Linked DNA regions of Homo sapiens: all the other regions are linked to region 1. A link is a loop called in an ENCODE intact Hi-C map of the cell type or tissue named here. Cell type or tissue: endothelial cell of umbilical vein. All regions are shown on one strand. Region 1 has its middle 37 kb from the start of LINC02082. Region 2 overlaps MECOM (MDS1 and EVI1 complex locus). Region 3 has its middle 25 kb from the start of ACTRT3.

Region 1 (8,000 bases):
GCAGAGCATTATATGGAGTTAAGAAGGTAACAGTGTATTCAGTTCACAACTTATAGTCTTGTTCTGTCGGCTTTTAATCACTGATTAATAAACAACATCATATTATAATTCTCAACCCACAACTTGTTTTTTCACTCAACATTGCTTTGGAATTTAGTTTGTATTTATATATGTTGACAATGTCCATTTCTTTTAAATGTGTAAATGCCCTGTTGTATGAATGAGCCAAAACTTTGCTTTCCATTCTAAAGGGAGATATAGGTTGTTTTTAATTGTCTAGTATGGCCAATAGCTTTTCAACAAACATCTCTCTGCATATCCCCTTGTGCACGTGTGGTAGGGTTTATTTAAGGTTTCTACCAGCCATGAATTTGCTGGGTCAAAGGATACTGCATTGTAAACTTTGTTAAATAACTTCAAATTGTTCTCCAAAGTAGGCAAATCAGTGAACGCTGTAGTTGCATTACTTTATTGTCTACCTTGTGTCAGCCTTCTCTAATTGCTAGTGAGCTTTTGCGTCTTTTCATACATTGTCTCTTCAAGTGTACTCTTCCATGAATTGCTGGTTAATATTCTGTGCCCATTTTTCTAGGTGCCAAATGCTAATCTTGGGATCAATTGGGATATACCTATGAGCAAAATAAAGAGCACTACTCTTAGAGTTTACCTTCTAGCAAGAGGAAATGTATTATGAAGAATAAACATAATAAACAAGTGCATTTTATAGCACAATAGAAGGTGATAAATACTACCGGAAAAAAGACAAAGTAGGACAGGGTAATGTGAAGGGGATTGGGGCCACAGAGTAGGCAAAACATTTTATTGTATTAAATAGGGTGGTCAAGGTGGGCCTCTTTGAGAAGGCAGGATTTGAGTCAAGATGAGGAAGTAAAGAACAGCAAGAGGTCAGTGAGTCAGAAGTGGAGACACAGAAGAGAAGAGCTATAGAGATGAAGTCAGAAAAGTAGAGGGGAAGGGTTGCTATATAGGGTCTTGGGGGCCATTGTAAAACTTGGCTTTTAGCTGAATGAAATGGGGGAACCACTGAAGGGCTATGAGCAGAGAAGTAACATGATCTGGCTTATCATGTTATTGGCTTATGTTATAAAAGAACCACTTACGGCCTGGCTTGGTGGCTCACGCCTGTAATTCCAGCACTTTGGGAGGCCGAGCCAGGTGGATCACGAGGTCAGGAGATCGAGACCATCCTGGCAAACATGGTGAAACCCCATCTCTACTAAAAATACAAAACAATTAGCTGGACATGTTGGTGTGTGCCTCTAGTCCCAGCTACTCGAGAGGCTGAGGCAGGAGAATCGCTTGAACCCAGGAGGCAAAGGTTGTAGTGAACCGAGATCATGCCATTTCACTCCAACCTGGGCAACAGAGAAAGACTACGTCTAAAAAAAAAAAAAAAAGGCTGCTCACATTAAATGCTGTTGTGCTATAGTTCTAGCTATAGTTCTATAGTTTCATAGTTTCTACATAATGAGAAACTTGGCTAAGTAATTTCTTCCTTTTGGAAAATCTATCCATTAATAGAACATCAGTAAAGGCTGGGAAACATTGTGGTTGAATTAAAAATTAAAATTTAGATCTTGTATAAGAAGGATGAGTTCTAACAGTGACTTTTATACTTTTTCTTCTGGCAGCTCTAGCTTCTTGTCTTTGACCTTTGTGCTTTAATTTACGTGCTTGTTAGGAATAAAGTTACTTATTGCTATTCTTGCCAGCTTTATGCCAGGGCCTGGGCCAGCTGTTGTTTAAACATTATCTCTAATGCCTGACAGCACAATGTGTGGTAAGTATTGTCATCTTTATTTTGCAGAGCTAGGATAGAAGCCAAATCTCACCAAGTCCCTTATTTTTCCATTATACTATGGTACACACTGTGTATGGTAAGGCTGTCATAGAATGTCTTTAACTAGATGGCACTGAGGTTTAAAATAATATGTTTCAACAAGTTGGTACTGAATAATGCTTAAGACCACCATAAAAATTGTTAAAGAGTAACTGTCTTAATATATATGATTCTCTAATCTAGCTTTTATCTTTTTTGAAGCTTGCATCTAACAAAACCTGCTTTACCCCTTTCTTGTTTTGTTTGATACTAGAAACAAAATTTATGGAATGAATTTTGGGTATCCAAAAATATTTGTCCTACTTCTTTAGAAAAGTGTAAGTTTCAATCCAATGGAGTAATCTAATATGTGAACCTGTTATCAAAACCCGGTGTAAGTGACATGTTTCAAGTGTTTTAATAAACTCAAAAGTTTAAAGAAAAATAAATTTCTCCCCAATGTATAGTGAATAACAAGCTATGTTTTGTTTTCTTCAACCTGAGTTGAGAATACGCCACATAATGATAGATCTAGTCCCTTCACATATATTTGAACACACATAGTTCAAGACCCAAGTGGATTCTATCAGTTTTCAAATTAAGGCAAAAATTTATGTCTCCAAATTCAGGACTGTTCAAAGGCAGTCTTAGCCAAGAGACACCTCTGTTATTTTTTCCATGACTGTTTAAATTCCAAATAATAAGACTATATTTTTTTCTGAGCCTGGAAGTCTATGATAATTACACATTGTCTTTTGATACAGTTTATCTTTAAACAAACTTCAGACAGGTCAGAATAAATTGTTTTAATGTTAGATTGTAACAAATTGCTAGGCATATCATCATGTACTGCAAATAAATGTACACGTCCACGAAATAGGAAAAATTGGGCAGAGGTGAATTCAACCACCCAGCCATTTACATGAAATAGCATTACTCAATGCCATTTTTAACTTCCAGCTTTGTCTAGATGAGCTCATTCAAGTTCACCTCAGTTGGGTGAACTGAGGAATCTGGAGATTAAGATCCCATGCATGTGTGTGACTGGGTTCAGTTAGAATAACATTTTCTTCCTGCAGATCATTAATTAGAATGTTTTTAAAGGCAAAACAAAGCACACAAAACACAGTTTGCTGAAAATGATGTTAGTTTATTTACTTTGAAAAATCTACTTCTATAAATTCATATACTAAAAAATAAATTAAAAGATAAAAATGATGTCCTAATATATTTCCTATTGAGAAAGCAAAATAATTAGCAATCTTCATTAGTTGTCTAGAAAAATAATTTCCTCTTCAAGAAAGTTGCCTCTATTTGCTAAGCTGTTCTAACCAAATTTCCCTTTATCACACATGAAATTTAACTGGAAATACTAGTGGTCTGTTCTCACTTGATTTTTCTGCATAAGAGTTTAAAAGGCAGGGTTACTATGTAATCTAGTCTGGTAAATTCTTTTTTGCCTAGGCAAAAACACCAGTTTACTTGTTAAAGATGATGAAGAGTTAAGTCCAGAGTTCATATCACAATCTTATCCCATGACACTCCCTCCCCCTTTCACTTGATGAAAATATGCTCATGTGAAGTGAATTCTGAAACTGAATCCGCTGAACATGCTCAGCATTTGGTACCAGATTTGTACTGTGACATTCAAACTTCTGCCATGGCTATTGCAATGTAAATAGGAAATTCTAAATGTGATTTGAATTGCCCTTTGGGGAGTTTTACAATGAGAGACGGTACATTTCCAAGGTAGCCCATAGTTAATATGGAGCAAGTCACAGTGGTCGGGTTGGAGACTGTTCTGCTTCGGAGCACAGGTTGACAGGAAACTCTGCACGCCTTCAACCGGACCGAGGGAATTCGGCGGTTGACATAGCCATGTATAGTTCTGAAATATTTTCTCTTGTTAGAAATGTTTTAAATTAGCCCATGAAAATAAGCACCTTTATTATTCACATACAGTGATTCAGTTTGGAGGTGACAGCTGTCTACATAGATCGTAGTGTAGAGATTGGCATAAGCAACGACTGTTTTTTAATTAGCAACAAGCTTTTGTAATTATTAGAGGTCAGCATTTCCTGTAATTGAATCATGTATGCTAGCAAATATACTCTCACAGCAAGCTGGTGTGCTCAGACCTTTCCCACGAAATGCAACTATTAGGTACCATCGTGTTGCACACAGAAAATGCATGGTAAGTTCGGATTGTACAAAGATATTTCCAAGATTCTGAAAGAACTACATTCAATGGCATTGAATTTTATATATGTTGTGATATTAAATGATATAAAATTCTAGTTCTTTCTACCTATAAATTTAGACGTTGAGACTTTTAAGAAAAGTGCATTGCTGAAGTTCTCCACAAGAGGGCCATAGCTCCCTCATTCTTTTAAATTTGGATTCAAGCTCAAAAAAAAAAGTAAATGCTATTATTTTCTCCTCAAACTTGTTGTTTCATGTATCTTATATATATCATAAATATGTGATAATAAGAATAATTTGAAAAAATGATGGATGCATAAGTGTGTACAGTGAAAGATTCCCTGCTGGTTTCCCCCTCCCCCCTCAAACATAACCACCTTTAAAGTGTGCTGGGGTTCTTTCCACATTTAAGCTTATCATGTATTTTTTATTTTACACAATGTGATTGCACTAAAGATTTATTTTATGTTTTGCTTCTTTGTTTATTCACTAAACCATACATTTAGGCATCTTTCTATTATCAGTCTACACAGACCTGCCTTTTCTTGTATATGGTTTCAGAGTATTATTTTGTATGTCTCTAAAATGTATTAATAAATCCCCTACAGATAAATATTTAGACTATTTTTAGTCTTTTGCTATTAAAAACAATGCTGCAGTTAAAAATCTTGCATTTATTTCTTTGCACAGGTATAATTTCTCTGCATGTTAAATTCCCTAGCTGCATAATTATAAAGCTTGTTTACTTAAAACTGTGTCTATCCCCCTCAGAAAAGATGGTTTCACTGAATTACACTCACACCATATAGGTGTGAGAAGTACTTTTAGCTCTGACTCTGACAAATACTATGTACGTCAAACCTTGTAATCTTTGCCAGTCTATGAAAGGAAAAAAATAATATCTTGGCAGTAGTTAAAAGTTCTAGGTCTGTGATAACTTTCTCCAATTAATTATTTAACTATCCCAATTAAATTTTTTTTACTTTCAAAACTGTGTTTCACAAATTTTATCAAAGATGGAAGCAGAGTGACCAGAAAAGACATCACTGGGCAAACTGACCTGGCTTCCATAAACTAGTGAGAGTAAAACCAATGCTATATCTAAGTAAGTGCTTAGTAGTTGCTACAATAATTTTATATCATTTGAAAATTTTTGTTTATTATAAAAACTGTATAAAATACGGTGGTCAGACATTAGTATTCCTATCATACAAATTAGACTGAATATTTGGACAATGTTCTTTTTACTTCTTCGTTATTATGATCATCAATTTAAAGAACTTCAATAAAGAAACTTGAAGTTTCTTATCTAAATTTTACTTAACCTTCCAAGCCTGTTTTTTCCTTTCTCCTTAGAGAATGTCTATCACAATTTGCCCATTCTTTTCTTTTCATTCTAAGCTACAACACCCACCCTTTCCTCTCAGTTTTTAGCAAAGAACAAAATGCCCAGAATTGAAATGTCAAGTATTTTTTTCCTAACAAAATATTTTTATTACTAGATTAAATATACACCCAAAGTAGCAGATTGAAAATAATTACAACAGAAGCTGGCTAGTTTACTGAACCAGCTTTGTTCACTTTCCTTGGAGGAAAAACTGGTTATTTCAGTGATAGCCATATATATTATACATGACCTAAAACTATCCCATCAAGTGACAAGCCCATTTTGGAAAAGCGCAAAGCAGGCAAGGCATATCTACTGCCATTGCAACCATCCCCATATTTTTCCCATCTGAGTGCTTCTTTCCTCCTTTCCCCTGCCACCTAACTATGTTTAGTTTTGTCCCAGCAATCTAACTATGTTTAGTTTTGTCCCAGCAATCTCTACAGGGAGTGAAATATTCTGATTTTTCATATTAGTTGAATATATCTACTGAGGTGTGGAGGGTGCCTCAAAGGAGAGCTTCTCTTAAGGGAATACTTTAAGGAGTGGTGAGCAGGAGATGTGTTTTCAAGCACTGAATATTTCATAAGTGGTTTCTGTGCCTGCTTGCATGGACCATCTCTGGCTCTATGTAAATGCAAAATGCCAGATGTAGAAAAATAAGATAGTAAAGAAGTATTAGAGGTACTAGAGTAACACTGTCTTTTTGTTTGTTTGTTTTTATGTTATGGTTTGTGTTTTCTCTGGGTGTTTCGTTTGATTGTTTTTGTTTTATTTTGTTTTTGTCACTTATACTTCAAGCTTTAGAATAGTATGTTCTAAATCCACATTCCAGCTTTTGTGGATATGTGGATTTTGTTAGACTTTGGCTGGTGCTGAGGACACAGCCCCTCCTTCCTGTCTCCTAACCCAACCAGATAAGAATCAGTGTAACTTACATGCCTCAATCATTTCTTATTTTGAGATCTCTGAATTTTTAGGTTGTCCTATTTCCATTTTTTGTTATTAACTAAATTATTTGAGAAAAAGGAGATGAAATGAAGTGGGATTGTTATTATTAGCCGTCAATTTGTGAACTTCAAAATATGGCATTGCTACAAAAGGAAAATACATATGAACCAGGAAAAATGAGTTAGTTATATATATGGATATGGTTTTTGTTTGTGAGAAATGAGTTATGTATATGGGATGAATTCCTGAGTGTGAATGTTGTTATAAAAGTAATAATTTAATAAAAATGCATTTATACAAATCAGAAAGAAAAGAGACTTGTATAGATAAACCAGAATTTATTTCATCCTTGTGCTGTAGTTTTTGTGTTGAAAAATGTGATTTTGGATTAAAAGCTCCAGCTGTGCAGTAATGTCTTATCAGTTGTGTAGCAATGTCTTATCAGTTGTGTAAAATAACCTTTGGACTGAATATTTCTTAATCATTCTATATTCTCCATAACATATATTGTGCATAAAATTCTCCATGCTTCATGTTAGAGATGTAATGAATAATTTGACAGAGGGTCAAATGCTTTTAAACACGATTGACGAAACTATTTTTAAAAATTAAAGGTTTCCAAGTGGTTGAAAAGTATATGCCCAGAAGCCTAGAAACAGAGTTGGTTCATTTGCCAGATACTAAAAAAGTACACAGAAACAGGTTCTATATTAAAGGAAAAAGAGAGAGAGAAAGAAGCTGATTTGTTATTTTCCATTTTCAACTTGTTCAGGTGGATTTTTGTGGCTGGAATTGTCATCAAGTGTGTGACTGTCGCTCTATCTGAGGGGCTCCTCACTGCCTCCCTGCCTGGGCTGGAGTCAAAGACAGCAATAGAATAGACAGAGCAGTTCCACCTGATGAACATGGGGGTGTCACACTTGTAGGTTTCAACTCCTCCCATATTATCCAATAAATTCTTTAGTTAAAAATGAATACAATTCTGGTTAATGAACACACATTCAAATAAGAAGTTTCTTACATGCTATTCTAGTGTCAACTTGCAAAATATCTTCTTTAAAAACATCTTTACATTGATATTTTGGGAAAGAATCTGTATAGTTCCAATCGTTTAAATGACAGCCTCTACCTCATACCATGGAGTAGCTAATCAGTTCAATAATTCAAAAGAAAAAAATCAGACCAGTTAGGGTGGGCAAAATAATCAGATGAAAAATTGAAATTTTTATGTTTCAACCAGCGCTTTTGACAGCAGGTTGATAAGGTCACATAAGAGGTACATGAATGTATTGGCATCCTTAGTTGTGTTTGTATCCTGCTAGTATCCTTCGGTGCATGTGCATGCTGTTAGCATCCTCAGGTGTGCTTGAATGCCACGTTCTATTAAGTTGCATTCTCCAGAGGCACAAAGAAATGCCGATGTGCTTCTAAGTAACTAGCTTGTACAAATGTTTAAACACTTTAAATTTCACAAGAGCTTACACTTTGGCAAGCTATTAAAAGGGGAAATATCTGTAGTGTTTCTGGGACATATCATCTTCAGTTGGAAACATTGGATTATAAAGTATTTTGGGAAGAGCTTTCTGAAGGGCTTATTTGCTGTTTGTGTAGAAAAATATT
Region 2 (8,000 bases), 280 kb after region 1:
GTATATGTTTTGGAGAAATTTTTAAATTTTCATATTAGTAATCTCATGTATATAATTCTATATAATAAGAATGAATGCTTCATGGCACATGATTAATTCTTATTATATATCATACAAGTTATATGTAATTATATATTATGTTTTATAAAATTTATATTATATATACTTGGAATTAGAATTAATCATATATCATTATTCATTTTATTTGGTTAAGTCCAAGATGACAGCAGTAAAGCAGGCATAGACACTCATAAGCACTTTGATAGGAAAGTTAATATGCCATAAAAGACTTTCAGTCTAACTCTGTTTTATACTTTGAAGGACTGCTTTCAACCAAATCCTCTATCATTAGTTTTTTCAAATGGTAATCAGGTGGGTCTTGTTCATTATACTAGAGAACAAAAATCTGGAATCTGTCAGATTCTTTATCTGTGGATTGATTTGAAGTATTATGTTTGTATTGTTGAGACAGAAAAGTTCTGCACACAAGGGGGAAAATAAGAAAGAAGGAAAACACATTTACTTTTAAAAAGATGAACAAGGCTTTATTGTTATGAATCCCCGTTTATTTTTCCTGATCAAACACTGGAAGTTTTATTTATGCTTAATAGACTGCATTTGGCATGTCTAAAAATGACAGAAGCGTGAATTATGAATGACCTTCAACCTATGCAGGAAGTTGTAATAATTGAAATAATAGAGAAATATACTCCCAGCAAAATCTGTACTGAGAGAAAACCTTTTCTGGCTATTGGTGTCTTTTCACTTTGAAGTTAACAGTTGATTTCTTCCTCTTCCAGCTCCCAACATTTGGCCTAAATGCTTTATTTTCTATACCTTCATTCAATATACTTTCTGAAGACAAGGAAAAGCTGAATGGAACTTCAGCAATTGGAGGGTGGGTAGGAGAGGAGGTAGGTAGCCGTTTGCATGTTTGAACAAAGTCAGCATTTCATATGGACATATCTGTCAGTCTTGGTACTGCAGAGAGGTGGCATCAAGTCTACAGATACAATATATGCATTAGGAAACATAGTCTGGACCCTGATCTATCCATAGTAATGTGGGAAACTCCAATTCAGGAATGATGTAAATTTTAATAGGAGTATCTGCAGGAAGGATCCTATTATACATTCTGAGCCTAATTAATAAGAGGTAAAGAGAAGTGTCTTCAGCAGAGATTGATGACTGAACATAAATTTGTTCAACACTATGGAAGCTTTATCATGGCTAAGCATTGCCAAAGCAAATCACCCTTAGTTTCTCCAAAGAAAAAGTATCCCATATTTGTCTTCAGGGTCACAGTCTAAAGACAAGAAAATATTAATTGAAAAAGATCAAGTACTGCCTTGCTATATCCACTTCCTAAATGAAAAATATGACTCCACGAGACCAAGATATCTTTGGTGTGGAATTTTTTTCTTCTCCACATCTTTATCTCTTTGTCAGTAACATGAAGAGAAAACCAAGTATAACTTATTGAATGAAACAAAACAGAGAGAGAATTGTTAGTTCTAGTTTGCATAAATACGGCAATTGATAAAGATGCACATTATTATACACGAAGCTTACAGTGTACCCAGCCTGAAAGCCTTGCAAGATGTCTCCTTAAATAACCTCTGAGGGTCTATCTACAGACCCCCCAAAAATATCCATTAGCCACCTGTCTTTAATGTGGTCATTTCATCTGACTGTATAAAAACTGATGTTCATTTTGAATGGTTTCCAAACCTTTGGGAAGAGTTCCATCATTACATTACAAAGAAGCTAAAAAGATCATCTTTGGTGTTTTACTTGGCTGGAGGCTTCTCTTGTGTCCTTGACCAAAACATTATCCTCCTTCATGGCTTGTAAAGCATTCTTATGACTTTTATATGCCCTCCCAGAAATAGTTACAGTCTATTGTGTATGTGATGCTTTGTGATCTTCCTGAATGAAAGGCGATATATACATGCAAACACTAACTACTTAAAATGTACACTTAATACTTCAGGTCACCCTCTCTTTCAACTTATGCAGTTTGTGAATCTTAACAAAAATCCTAGCGTTATGTCAGTGTTGCATCCTAGGTATTGTTACATGAAGGAAACTTCACTGGGGCAGGGGATGAGGTGATGTTTGTTTTATGATGTAAAAATCAAATGGCAAACTATGTTTGAAAGAGTTTCATCTTCAGGTGAAGGAAGTAACTTGTCAGCCAGACAACATCCCCCCAAAGTCAGCTTAGGCACTGTTCACAAAGCCAGTCTCTGGGTATTGCCAGCTGGCATTCATCTTAAAACAGCAGAGCATAACTTTGGTATAAAAGTGGAACTTGACTTAAAAGCAAAGCAAAGAAAATGCCCAAAGCCAATAATAACTTTAACATCAAAAGAAGTGGTACAAAATGTGGACAGATACCCTTGTAAAGGAAGAGCAAATTAACAAATTACCTGACAGTAGACACAAACATTTTTAAAAAGTATAAAGAGGGTAACAAATTACATTTTTGCAGTATACATAGCTAATCTACCTTGCTGTTTTGCACAAATTGTACTAATCGAAAGATGCAGGAAAGTGGATTTTTTTTCATAGTAAAATCCAAAGAAAATAATAATTGAGCCCATAATAAGCTCACAATAAAATGCTGTTCTAGTGTCACAGCAGTCTGATATAATCATTCACGTGGACCTAAGGAGAGCGAACGCGGGGTGCCACATCAGCTAGGATCGTCCTGGAAGCAGTTAAAACTTTATAAGGTAAAGCACAAATGAGAACAATGCCTGTTCCAACTGAAAACACTGTAGAGTCTTGTTGCCGTTCATTAACCACAAGGGAGCTGGCAGAATCCTTAAGTGAATTCTGACTTTGTATTCTCTGAGGGGCACTCATTCTTCTGTAACTCATTTCTTCAAAATATACATCAGGCATTAGATAATCTCTTATCGACACATTTCTTTTTATTCAGAGTGAACAGCAGACTTCTCTTTTTCTACTTACTAAATACCAGCTGTCAAGGGCCTACTTAAAAATGAAAGGACTTATCACCTTGTGTAAATGACAAGATTAATAATGTCTTGGGTTTCTGAGAACTTTATTCTACTCATAGACCATGTTAGGGCAGGCCAGGAGTGTGTTCCTTCTTATGGTACAGAATACACACACACTTACATATACAAAACATTATCCCAAAGTACTCGCCCAGATCATTCTAACTATCAGTGGAAAGGCAGATTTCATTTAAGTCTAAAAAGTCAACTTACATAAATTGTATTAATTGTAAGTGGAAAGGCAGGTCTCATTTAAATCTAAAAAGCCAACTTAGGTAAATTGTGTCTTAGTGACTCTCTGATTATTACCAATATGTTTTCACTATGAAGATGTATTAGAGTAAAGCTGTTGTGTCCAGAGAACTACTCCATAAGTACCCAAACTTTGTGAATCTATTCAAACATGAGAACTGGCCTTGTCTGAGGTGGATGGGGGTCTATGGGTAGGTAGCCCTGGTTCTGATCCAGGCGAAGGGTATATGTGGGGTCAAAAGGAGACTTATCAAAGGATGGAGAGAGAGGTGAGAACAGGGTGAGACCGACCAAACCTAAAGCAATGAGTTATGTCCACCAATCAAAATGGTTTGTAAAAGTAAGACAGCTACAAGACTTTAAAGGAAAGAATATCTAAATAACTAGTTTTCTTTAAAAAAAAAAAACAATATATCATGTAGATGTTTGGTTTACTTCACATTAAACACATAGGTGCTTCTGTATGTAAATGAAACCTCTGAATAATGAAAAAAAAACATTTTTATGCTTCCTCTCTATATTGGTCCTCTTGAGGACCTAGTCTGGAAAGAGATTTCCTTAACCAACTCTCTGCTTTTGCTCCTACCCTGCTCTGCCTTTCAGGGCCAATTCTTGCTCCTGAAAGCAACCAAGGATAATTTCAGGTTGTTAGAATGTAAATATTTAAGCATTGTCTGTCTCAGTAAAAATTTCCAGCTAAACACCGTGCCACAGCCATAGACCTATGTAGCATTGTAGAGAAACTTTAAGGGAAAAATAATTAGAATGTTAAGGATAAAGAGACTTGGGTATCTTTAATGGATCTATTATTTTATGACTTGAGTGTGACTGTGACTCAATTGACTAGTGTCTTTGGTATAGCTTCTTTCATAGAGGTAAATTACTGTAGTTAATACATTTTTTCAGGGGTGAATAAAGATATCAGTCAGAAGCCACAGCTACTTAGAAATTATGGTTTAGCAGTGATGTCAATGTTTTCAGAATGTGCATCTCCAAAAACATCACTGCAATAATTTTGGAAGCATGAAATGAAAGAGACGTCTAAAATCACAAAACTTGAGTCTTTCTAGGCAGCACTGACAAGAAAGAAAGCTGCCACAAAGCTCATTCTGTCTGAAAAAAAAAAAATCTGAAATGAAATAACTCACAGAAATCTACTGGAAAATTTAAACTACTCAGGAAAATTTCCTTAAATAAAATGCTGGTAGAAAGGTATGGGGAAAGTGGTAACTGGGTTGCTTTCATTTTTATTTTTTCTGATACAAAATAGATTACATCTTTTATCAACTTTACTTAAAAACCAAAATCCATGCTGTTTCTAGAACTTCTTCACCCACAAAGAAATCAAATACAGGTTATCCAGCATACAACATTTTGACTGTCCTTCTACTATCAAACTGTATTATAATCTTAGCAAGCACATTTATTTTCTTTAATATGGCTCCTCCATATCATTAAAAACTGATCTGAATTGATTAAACTTGATCTTTTAACATTAGAATTTTTAAAAATATGTATCTTTGAAAAAGTAAAGTTCAATTTATACACTCTTGTTTTGTCCTGGGTAATCTTTTTATTTCTTTGTTAGATGACCTAATTATTACCATGACTAACTTGCAATTGAAAACTTCATCTCAAATTCCGTTTTTTTAGAGTCCAGGATTTATACCTGTCTTGCTCTAAAATTCACTTGATAAACTTTATCCGTATCTAAAAATCAGAGCAAAGAGAAACACTTTTTATAATTTCTTGTAGAGCGTTCCATTTGCTTTTGTGTTAGACAGGTGAGTTGATGTCATTAATGCTTAATAATTACTCCTATACCAGGGTCTCTCTCTATAGCTAAATATTAAATAATACCTCCCACAATGGGAGTGTTCATTATGTGATGAGTTGTGCTTATTCACCATTTGGCAGCTCCTATTCCTCATGGAAAAGAGAGCAAAAAACAGACCTAGAGAATCTCTTTAGTCAGCTCTTTTATCATTGTACCTAGTCCAACATTCACATTTCAAAGCTGTCTAGAATTGCTAGTTTTAATTGGATTTTAGAATATTCATATGTGCTTATAGGTGAATATGCTTATAATATATGCATACACTATTTGGGTGTCTCTTCCCTTTTGTCTTGTCAATTGGGCTAAGAGTGATTGTATACATCTACACGTATCATACAAATCTGACTTTTACCTCTGACTTTCCTCCCTTGTTGTTTATGGATGAATTTACTTGAATTTCACAATTACATTATTTGATATGCATTCTGTTAGCATCTTAGATTTCTGTCAGCATAAGAGTTAAAAATTACCACTTAAGAAAAATGTGTGTCTAATATTGTCCTTGTCTGTTTTCCCAGATTAAGTATTTTCTCTGATTCTTTAGTCAAAATAAGTAAACACGCTATTCATTAAGTCATAAAACTGGCATATTTTCTTTTGAAAACAATGGATTTTACAATGTATATTTCAAAAGCAACTATGGTAAAATTATAAATGCCTACTCTAATGAGTAGCCTAATTCATAGTGAGAAACAGGAAAACAGTTTCCCTTTGCAATCAAGATTCCCAATACGAGTACATTTATTATAAAACACTACACACATAAATATTAAATGAAAAAATGGCTGCAAATAGACTTAGATTGGCTACAAGTCCCGTTCTTAAATCATCTTTTCACGGATTCTACAACAGTTTTATCTGTCTAAGGAAATAGCTTCCATTGTCAATAAATATGAACAGCAAACAATTATTATGATATGATTATATTATTTCATCTTAAAGCTATCATTTGAGGTCCTCCAGTTCCTTTTGTAAGGAGTATAACATTAATTCACTCACAATACCTATGTATTTCTCACATCTACAGATAGTAGGTACTCAAAAAATATCTGTTGTTGATGGCGACAGTAACTCATATGATAGACGGAATATTTTCTGTTCACAATCAATAGCTAATTTAATAATGTTTTCCCTTGTCAATAATTCCTCTTGTTTTCTTATAGCAAGGAGAAAAAACAATTGATTGGTTTATTATTTTTGATATATGTTGAAGATTTTTAAATGATTTCCATTTAAACCTAATTTTACAATTTACTACCTCTTACACCGTTTAGTCAGTAAAAATTATCTGGTAGCTGGTACGATGCCAAAGAATAATCTCATAATAATGAATGAAATAGAGTCTTAGACCAATTGACAGTAGCTTTATTTAAGTTTTCAATTGGAAACATTTAATTTAAACTATTCTTCTTCTTGATGGTGATTTCATAGTAGATTTGCCAAGCAACCACTTCAATATGGTCTTTGAAACATATTTGATTTAGGAAACCATTGGGTTAAGAGAAATAAATGATTATAACATAATTAAATTCTAGCTCAACAATGTTTATAAAACAAAAATTAATGGGCTGAATTTCTTGTTATTTTAGGTATTGTCATATGATATTACAAGATTCATAACCTAATTTTATTAAGTGTAAAATATGTTTCACGATATTTTCATGATCTTTATTTCACAGTTATTGTTATTAAAGTCAACCTCACTGCATGGTCCTCCATAATGTCACAAAGCAGTTTCCAGCAGGGTTATTTTTAAACTTTTTAACATATACCAAAAAAAGTATTTTAATTAATCTAAAAGTAAGTGTTCTCATTTATAATTAGGCAAATCAATATAAAATGCATAATTAGATAAGATAACACTGATACTATGCATATACATTTCAAATAAAACCTATATAACATTTCAAGTATATCACTTCCAATTTCTGCATAAATTCACAAGATGTTCTTGATTAGCTCAATACCTTTTATGAATGTACCTACTATGATAGCAAAGAAAAACTGAACGGTAGGCAGTAATAATACTCAGTTTTTAAATCAGTCACACCAAGAAAACTGGTGCATTTATGAAGGATACTAGTACAAACTGAATAGACTACCCAAAGAATGTAAAGAAAGTAGTACTAAATATGAATTTGTTCTGCATTTTACTTATATTTGTGCATTATCTTTCACAATATCAACAAACAGGCCACAAGGGTCTACTGCAGCTTACTGTTATTTTTATTCTTCAGGCTCCAGTGATACTTTTGTGCTCTCAAGGAAAGACAAGAAAATCTTTACAACATACCTGATCATTTATCTGGCATGCAACAAGGTTGTGCTGATCATAACAGCCAGCGAATCTAATGTACTTGAGCCAGCTTCCAACATCTGGTTGACTGGCATCTATGCAGAACTTCACATTGTAAAATTCGTCTAAGATCTGGAGGGAAGAAGATGAGAACAATCAATTGCCATATTGGCCCACTCATTAAAATAATCAGTTGTTTGAAAATATTTCATTGAAATGTATATTCCTTCTTTGGATCCTTAAAAAAAGTCAGATCACAAGCACATTAATAGAGGGGAAATGAGAAGTTACCTTGAAAATGACAACATACTGCTTTTTTAAAAAGGAATAAAGCACTTGCAATTTGTTACAAAAACTGATTAATTGGTTTCAAAAATGCTTATTTTCATATGCATAAATTAGTGCTAATTTTATCCAATGTGATTTTTGCAAAAAATAATATTGAACAGCGTATATTAACATAATATTTCTAAACATTACAGTCAATATTTCATATTCGTATAGTCTCATGTAAGCATATATTTTCACATTTTTGCACTTTAATTTAAAAACTTCCATCTAAATTTTTTTTTCATGGTTAGCATCT
Region 3 (8,000 bases), 880 kb after region 1:
GCTCACACCACTGCACTCCAGCCTGGGTGACAGAGTGAGACTCCCTCTCAAAAAAGAAAAGAATAAGGATTTTGGGGCTGGGAGCAGGAGCCAGTCAGGGAAGAAGAGCAGACTTGGAAGCAGAAGAAAGGAGACTCCCAGGCCAGAGAAGATTGCAACTCCCCAGTGGGAGGGATGGCCAACAACTTTTGAGGACAAAAATATCTCAAATTTTATTTTAAGTGGGGTCATGAAGCTGCACAAATATAATAAATAAAATTATTATAAAATAAATAAAATTATTAATTATATTAGTGCAGCTTTATGACCCCAAACCTAGGGTAAGACTCTACACATAGCCCTGAATTGTCTGGACTTTGGGCAGTGAAGGGATTTGGATAATGTCCAGGAAGAAGACACATGCAGAAATGGGCAGAAGATATAAAGAGTGGGCTAATTGCACAGCGGAGGAGACTTCCAGAAACAAAGGTAGAATCCAATGGTCTAAGTCCAGAGTACAAGCTATCCCAAAAGTTCTGGGGTAAGAGTGAAATGTGCAGGGAGGGGAAGGGATGCCTCCTTTCCCACCACATTTAGGAAAAAGGGCTGAGTCCATCTAATTAAATCTCAAAGGATGAAGTGACCCAGCTGCATGTTGGTTCCTCTAGCTCTCTTTCTTCCTAGCTCTCTAACAGCTACGGAAAAGCTAAAAGAAGGACACAGAGGGCCTAGCGCCCAGGGTTGACCAAAGGGATTAGAGGACAAAGCTGGGAGAGATGACACATAAGGGGCATCAAATGGAGGCACCTTAACAGAAGATAGTTATTATGAATAGAGGCCGGGCATGGTGGCTCACACCTGTAATCCCAGCACTTTGGTGGATGGATCACTTCAGGTCAGGAGTTCGAGACCAGCCTGACCAACATGGCAAAACCCCATCTCCATTAAAAATACAAAAATTAGTCCAGCGTGGTGGCACCTCTCCTGAGGCAGGAGAATCGCTTGAACCCAGGAGGCAGAGAGTGCAGTGAGCTGAGATTGTGCCATTACACTCCAGCCTGGGCAACAGAGTGAGTCTCTCTCTCTCTCCCCGTGTGTGTGTGTGTGTATATATATATATATATATATATTAGAGAGGGGCACCTGTGGCTTGAGCAAGCCCTGAAGAGATTACAAATTAACATTTTAAATATTATTCACCTAAATTTAAATTTGGATATATGTTATTTGGGTAAGTGATCAAATACCAGATTGCTTGTGATAAATTACTTAGAGATATTCAATCTGTAACATGACAAATACAATGAAAAAATAACAGGAATTTTTTTAATGAAAATGGCACTTTTTCCTCCCAGCAGTCTGTTTAAAAGAGTTAAAGCCGGGCGCGGTGGCTCACGCCTGTAATCCCAGCACTTTGGGAGGCCAAGGCGGGTGGATCACGAGGTCAGGAGATCGAGACCATCCTGGCTAACACGGTGAAACCCCGTCTCCACTAAAAATACAAAAAAAAAATTCTCCGGGCGTGGTGGCTGGCGCCTGTAGTCCCAGCTACTCCGGAGGCTGAGGCAGGAGAATGGCGTGAGCCCGGGAGGCGGAGCTTGCAGTGAGCGGAGATTGCGCCACTGCACTCCAGCCTGGGCGACAGAGCGAGACTCTGTCTCAAAAAAAAAAAAAAAAAGAGTTAAATTAAGACATGAAATGATCATATTAGCCTTAATTCTTCTCATTTATTAATTGAACACCTTGGAAACATGCAGATAAATGTCCCACCTTGGAGAATTTGAGATAAGTGTGAATAGAAATGAAGAGAAATTACCAAGATTTACCAGTTCACACTCACAACCATCACACTCTGTTTATTCAAAGCTGCCTACAGATGCATGATATCAAATTAAACCTTTAATGTATTCTGATGTCAAGGGAGCTTACAATCATAAGGCCTGTTCTTAGGTTCACACTTGGGTCTTTGTACATAGTAGAGGCCATAAAACCAGGTAAACAGCAAAAGGCTGTTGTGAAACAAGACAAATGAGAGTTCCATGTGTTATCAAGAAATTCAAGCTGTTTCCTGTGATGAAAAATACATAGATATACATATTCATTATATTCCTAAGAATAGTAGTACCATAATGCATTCATTTACAGGCATATTAATATGACAAAAGAAATGATGAAATTTGGTTCTTTGCCTGAAGAAAGACTTGTTATAAATAGGAAAGCTGGCCAGGTGTCCAGTGATCCTAAAAATAGGTAAGCTTCCACTGCGAAAGCCATCACCACACACGAAATAATGAGAGAAACACAAGCTCACTCTATGGAAAACATCCACCAAGAAATAGCCAAAATAATTCCTTTCATTTGACCATAAACCCATCAAAACTTCATGGAATGTGGTTACATTATTTATGCAGTGCCTGCATTCAGTAAACCTTACATGCTGTAGCGTTCTTAAATAATGAGAGAGTTAGACGGACAAACTTTCATGGGATTTGTTCTCTAATAGAAATTCAACTATCAATGTAAATCTTCAGAATCCTGAGGAATTTTCTGCTGAAATAAACAGCCACCAACACAAAATGACCTAGAAATAGCTTATAGCTCATTCCTCCTTGACTCCTCAAAACTTTTTTTTTTTTTTTTTGAGACGGAGTCTCGCTCTGTTACCCAGGCTGGAGTGCAGTGGCACAATCTTGGGTCCCTGCAACCTCCGCCTCCCAGGTTCCAGCAATTCTTCTGCCTCAGCCACCCGAGGAGCTGGGATTATAAGCACGCACCACCACGCCTGGCTAATTTTTGTATTCTTAGCAGAGACAGGTTTCGCCATGTTGGCCAGGCTGGTCTTGAACTCCTGACCTCAGATGATCCACCCACCTCGGCCTCCCAAAGTGCTGGGATTACAGGTGTGAGCCATCGCGCCTGGCCAAAATATTTATTTTTAAAAATCTAACTAATTCAGTGTGCAAGAAGGAGTGTTATAAAAGAAAAAAAAATCTAACTACTTAAAGTGAATCACTTTTATCCTTTAAAAAAAAGAAATTTGTCCGGGTGTAGTGGCTCTCACCTGTAATCCCAGCACTTTAGGAGGCTGAGGCAGATGGATCATCCGAGGCCAGGAGTTTGAGACCAGCCTAGCCAACATGGTGAAACTCCGTCTCTACTAAAAATACAAAACTTAGCCGGGTGTGGTGGCACATACCTGTAATCCCAGCTACTCAGGAGGCTGAGACAGGAGAATCATTTAAACCTGGGAGGCAAAGGTGGCAGTGAGCTGAGATCACGCCACTGCACTCCAGCCTGGGCAACGGAGTGAGACACTGTCTAAAAAGAAAAAAATAAATAAAAAATAAAAATAAAAAAGAAATTCAAAAGGATTATAAAAGGATTATAGTCAGATTCTGAGAGGCTGGTCCTCAACTATAGGAACAAGGAAACAGTCATTTTTTAATGAAAAGTAGCCCAATACTAATGTGTGTCTGAAGTCTTAATCAGCATGATGTCATGGAAACTAAACCTATTTGATACCAGCAGATGTGACCCACTTTTTCTTTTTCATTGCATTTTGTTTCCGGTTTAATGTTCGGGAATGCAGTGGTAGACTCTTGTCCTACCTCCTAGCAGTTTTGTCTGCAAAGAGCTGTTTTCCCATCCACAGTCTTCCAAAGAGCAAACTGTCAATGGAATGATTTTGACGAATAAATGACTTGTTTTGCAATACAAAAGCAAAAGTTACAGCCGATAAACAATCAACTTAGTAACAAATGTTACATATTAAAGGTATATGTCAATGAAGGATAACACTCATTATGGAAAAATAAAAGCTAGAGAGTTACAGGAGATATGCCAATGTTCTCTCATCATACTGCACAATATTATAATAATTAGGCGTTCAAAGGAATAGATGATATTCCTTTGTACATACTTAAGATGTGGAGGATAAGACTATATATTATCCCTTTTTTAAAAAGCTCATTTATTGTTGTATCACAAAAGTAAAGCTGTTTAACCTGTAGAGCAGCTATTTTGTTTAGGTCTTCACCTGTAATTTTTGAAATTTTTGAAACTGTGGTGCCATTACTTACCAACGCGAGAAATGCACTTTATAAAGTGTAACTGCTCGGGTTGAGGGGACCAACAAGAGGATCAGATCTAAGAGAAACCTCTCCCAAAGACTAGTCTTCACCCCTCCCCCACTACTCCTTTGAGAAGGAAAGAGTAAATGTTAGCCTTGGGTACAAAATTGGCATTGTTTTATTTATTTCTTGCTTTATTTCTTGATATAAAAAATGTGAAAAGCTTACAAATTTCTAGGCAAAAAGCACACTTCAGGATTTTTTTAAATGTAAGCAAAAAACCTCTATGGGTATATAACAAGATCTGAGCATAAACTTTAACAGAACAAACTAAAACCTGCTAGCTTATCCTCTCTTGCTCCTGCCACAGACCATCTACCCACAGGTTCTCTTTGTTCACTGCATTCAGCAGCCTTCTCTGGAGCTGCTCTCCTTGTCTACCCTGGAGTGAAAGAAGGCATAGTTTTCATAGTACAAAAGTACTCACATACTTTTGTACTCCTTCAACCAACATTTAAAAAGTAATATTGTACAAACTTGCAAACTGTTTCTGTCTTCAATTTACAATTTTAAATAGGCTGATTTCACTTTACAGAGTGGGAGAAAAAAAAATCTAAGTCTGCAGTTATTCATGTGAGTGGGCTTTTTGCTACAGGTGAACAGATATTGCCATCTACTGTTGAGAAAAAATAAAAGAGTTAAGCCAAAAGTTTTCAGCCTTCTTGAGGTCTTGACAGATCATAAATTTAAAATGGAAAAAAAAATGACTTTATGAAAGTAGTCAGTTTCTTTTTACTTATACAGCTATTTAGCATTTGTAATTTGAGAACTAAAGAGAAGAAAAAGCATAATAAACCAGAAAACTTTCTTCTCTAAAATCAGAAAAATTGCTGTGAGTAATTATTCTTAGTTTCGATTAAAGTTGAAAGCAAATCATGTTTTACTGAGTTCCATTTGGCCCACAATATTAGCTGCTGCAATCGAGAAGAAATATAAGTAATGTCTCTTTTTAATTACCTTAACTTCATTTCAAAATTTACCTTATGAATAGGTTAATGTGTTTTATCATAAAAATCACTGGAAACACTCATGGCAAAGTCAGTTTTTTTTTGTTTTGTTTTGTTTTTTTTTTTTTGAGACGGAGTCTCGCTGTCGCCCAGGTGGGACTGCGGACTGCAGTGGCGCAATCTCGGCTCACTGCAAGCTCCGCTTCCCGGGTTCACGCCATTCTCCTGCCTCAGCCTCCCGAGTAGCTGGGACTACAGGCGCCCGCCACCGCGCCCGGATAATTTTTTTTGTATTTTTAGTAGAGACGGGGTTTCACCTTGTTAGCCAGGATGGTCTCGATCTCCTGACCTCATGATCCACCCGCCTCGGCCTCCCAAAGTGCTGGGATTACAGGCGTGAGCCACCGCGCCCGGCCCAAAGTCAGTTTTTAACTTTACATTTAGCTATTAATATTCTTTTGAAAAATAGAGTAGCTACCACTTAGCCTTCTTTAGGCCTCTAGTAGTACATACTTAAGCTCAAATTTACAGAAAGCCCCTTTAGGGCAAAATGCTACCATAAAAGCAATGCATCTGAGTCAGAGAACCCAGCCATGTTCAACTTCTCCCACAACCTCTCCCACTAGGAAAGGGAGACAGAGCTCTGAGCCTCAGATCAATCAATGTGAGGAATGACCTGTCTTTATTCTGGTGGCTGGTGTTGAGCTGGAGGAAATGATTTGGTGGCCGAAATTCAGTTGTTTTTGCACATAAAAAAGTATTTTCCCCTCTAAAAAATATTTATTTAACTCTGTCAACCACCACACCAAGCACCACACCACGTCCTGTAACAGCTATCTTGTATTCGAATGACGCGAATGTGAAGCGTAATGTGTGGATTGTGAGGAACAAGCCCCCACCATGAATGTCTGCGAAGAAAAGGGAAAAAGACCTTTAATCTTTGCAGTGTATTAGGCCAAGTATGAAAGCTGACTACACACTATGCACTATGGAGGATGTGTCTGTGTGTATATCTGTGTGTGTGTCAAGGGGCTGATGTTTTTAAAATTGGTAACTGATTTTGCTATATTGACAGCTCCGGTTCCAACCATTATGATTTATTCTGCTGGCTTCATTAAGATATTGTCATCATAACTAAGGCTGGTATAGCATTTACTGTTCATAAAATGCTCTCATGCATGTCAAAATTTGCTCGTTTAACATATGTGTACTAAATACCAACCCTGTGCGAGGTTCTCGCAAGCTTCAGGAATACAAAGCTAAAAGACAAGGTATCCCATCTTTCAAAAAGCTTCACAGTCTGGGGAGGTGAAAGGGAAGCAAACCTCACAGCTGGATTTTAAAACAATGTTAGATGTCCCATGATAGAAGAATGAAGGGGCGCTAAGTAAAATGAAACACAGTAGCTCTGTTTCTGCTTGGAGGGACACAGCCAGGATCCAGGAAGGTGTAAGTAATCGAAAACTAAATAGCACATGATCTAGCAGAGAAGGGACATTTTCTGAAAACCACAGATCATTATGGGATACCACAGGCTCACTGAGTATCAGCAGGTGAGTCTGGTGAGGAAGTGTCAGGCAGAGGTGTCCTGGGCATATATGCCTAGTGTCACATAGGGAAGGTAAAAAATAAAGGTGATAAAAGGAAAGCTTACAAGCAGAGAAGGAGCAGAGTGTCCGCAATCCCCTGAACTCTCATTATCCCACAGTTTCGGCCCTGTGTAGATGGGCCACATGTCCATGGCTAACAGTGCAGTAGAAAGGGACCCTGCCCTACAATCCTGTAGGGAACAGGGAACATCTATGCACTTGGATGTCCCGTGGTCACAGAAGTAGCTTGATAGAAAGGGAGGGTCGGGTCTCTGCAGCCCAGAAACTGGCATCCACCTGTTCTAGTGGGCTAACTCTAACTTGCTGAGCCAACTTTCTACTCATCTACCAAAAACGGGAACATGAGCCTCCAGTACATCCAGATCTATTGCTTATAAGAGGAATGCAGAACAGGAACTGAATGAAGTCTCTTGTCCGCCGCAGCAAGGAGGTGATTCGAAACCACAGGTGTCAAGGAACAACCAACTGTTCTTGGGCAGAGAAGTAATAGGATATGATTTCTATTTTAAAGAGGTCACCAGCATTGTACAAGATAGGTGAAAGATAGGAGACCAGCAGGGAGCTATTGCAGAAGGTCAGACTAGGGGGTCTGACCCAGAGCAAAGAAGGTGGGGAGGGGCAGTCAGACTGGAGAGATGCCACACAGGGATGAAATGGACAGGACTTCAAGACTGCTTAGATGATGGGGATAGGGGTAAAAGAAGGAAAGAACAGAGTCTCATATTACCTGGTGTCTGACGGAGTGACAAGATGGACTGGGGAAGACAGAGTAAGGAGGGAGAGAAAAGTCAATAAGGCTACTTTTTTCAACTTATTATTTTGAAATAACTATAGATTCATAGGAAGTTGGAAACATAGTACAGAGAAGTTCCATGTACCCTTCACTTCATCTCCCCTAAAGGGGACATCTTACATAATTATAGCACAATATCAAAAGGAGACAATTGACACTGGTACAACACATGTGTAGTTGTCATTTGATCACACCAGTCAATTTACGTAACCACGAATTCAATTAAGATAAAAAACTATTTCATCACCACGAACATCTCCCTCATGCTACCCCTTCACAGTTACAGCCCCCTTCCCTCCACCACCCCTATTCCCTGGCAGCCACTAAGCTATTCTCCATCTCTACAATGTTGTTATCTTGAAGATGTCATGTAAATTGAATCATCCAGTATGTGACCTTGTGTGATTGGTTTGTTTCACCTAGCATAATGCTGGAAGTGCACCCAAGCTGTTGCATGTATCAATAGTTTGTTTTTTTATTGCTCAGTGATATTCCATGGTATGGATGTACCACAGTTTGTTTAATCAGTCACCCACTGAAG

The links. A loop is a pair of places that touch in the nucleus more often than their neighbours do. Peaks named below come from ENCODE experiments on the same cell type or tissue, not always from the same donor. Only the 100,000 strongest peaks of a DNase experiment are listed, where the experiment ranks them.
Region 2: a loop joins it to region 1, with 7 times the contacts of the local background. A loop is called at or near these places in 8 of 110 quality-filtered maps.
Region 3: it touches region 1 in a loop (11-fold over the local background); 30 of 110 quality-filtered maps call a loop at or near these places.

Annotation. Positions count from the first base shown.
Region 1 is chr3:168,860,928-168,868,927 of GRCh38, forward strand. No RefSeq gene overlaps it. Among named protein-coding and RNA genes, the nearest start is that of LINC02082, 37 kb to the right of the region's middle. In endothelial cell of umbilical vein, a CTCF peak has its summit at 4,217 (motif pointing right); a DNase peak (open chromatin) is centred at 4,204.
Region 2 is chr3:169,136,287-169,144,286 of GRCh38, forward strand. It overlaps MECOM (MDS1 and EVI1 complex locus), which reads right to left. Exons shown (of 17, transcript NM_004991.4): 3 at 7,412-7,546. Among named protein-coding and RNA genes, the nearest start is that of LINC01997, 140 kb to the left of the region's middle. In endothelial cell of umbilical vein, no CTCF peak of the experiment used is centred here; DNase peaks (open chromatin) are centred at 855, 3,095, 5,915, 7,385 and 2 weaker places; H3K4me3 peaks cover 1,216 bases; H3K27ac peaks cover 3,798 bases.
Region 3 is chr3:169,740,073-169,748,072 of GRCh38, forward strand. No RefSeq gene overlaps it. Among named protein-coding and RNA genes, the nearest start is that of ACTRT3, 25 kb to the right of the region's middle. In endothelial cell of umbilical vein, no CTCF peak of the experiment used is centred here; a DNase peak (open chromatin) is centred at 4,719; H3K27me3 peaks cover 164 bases.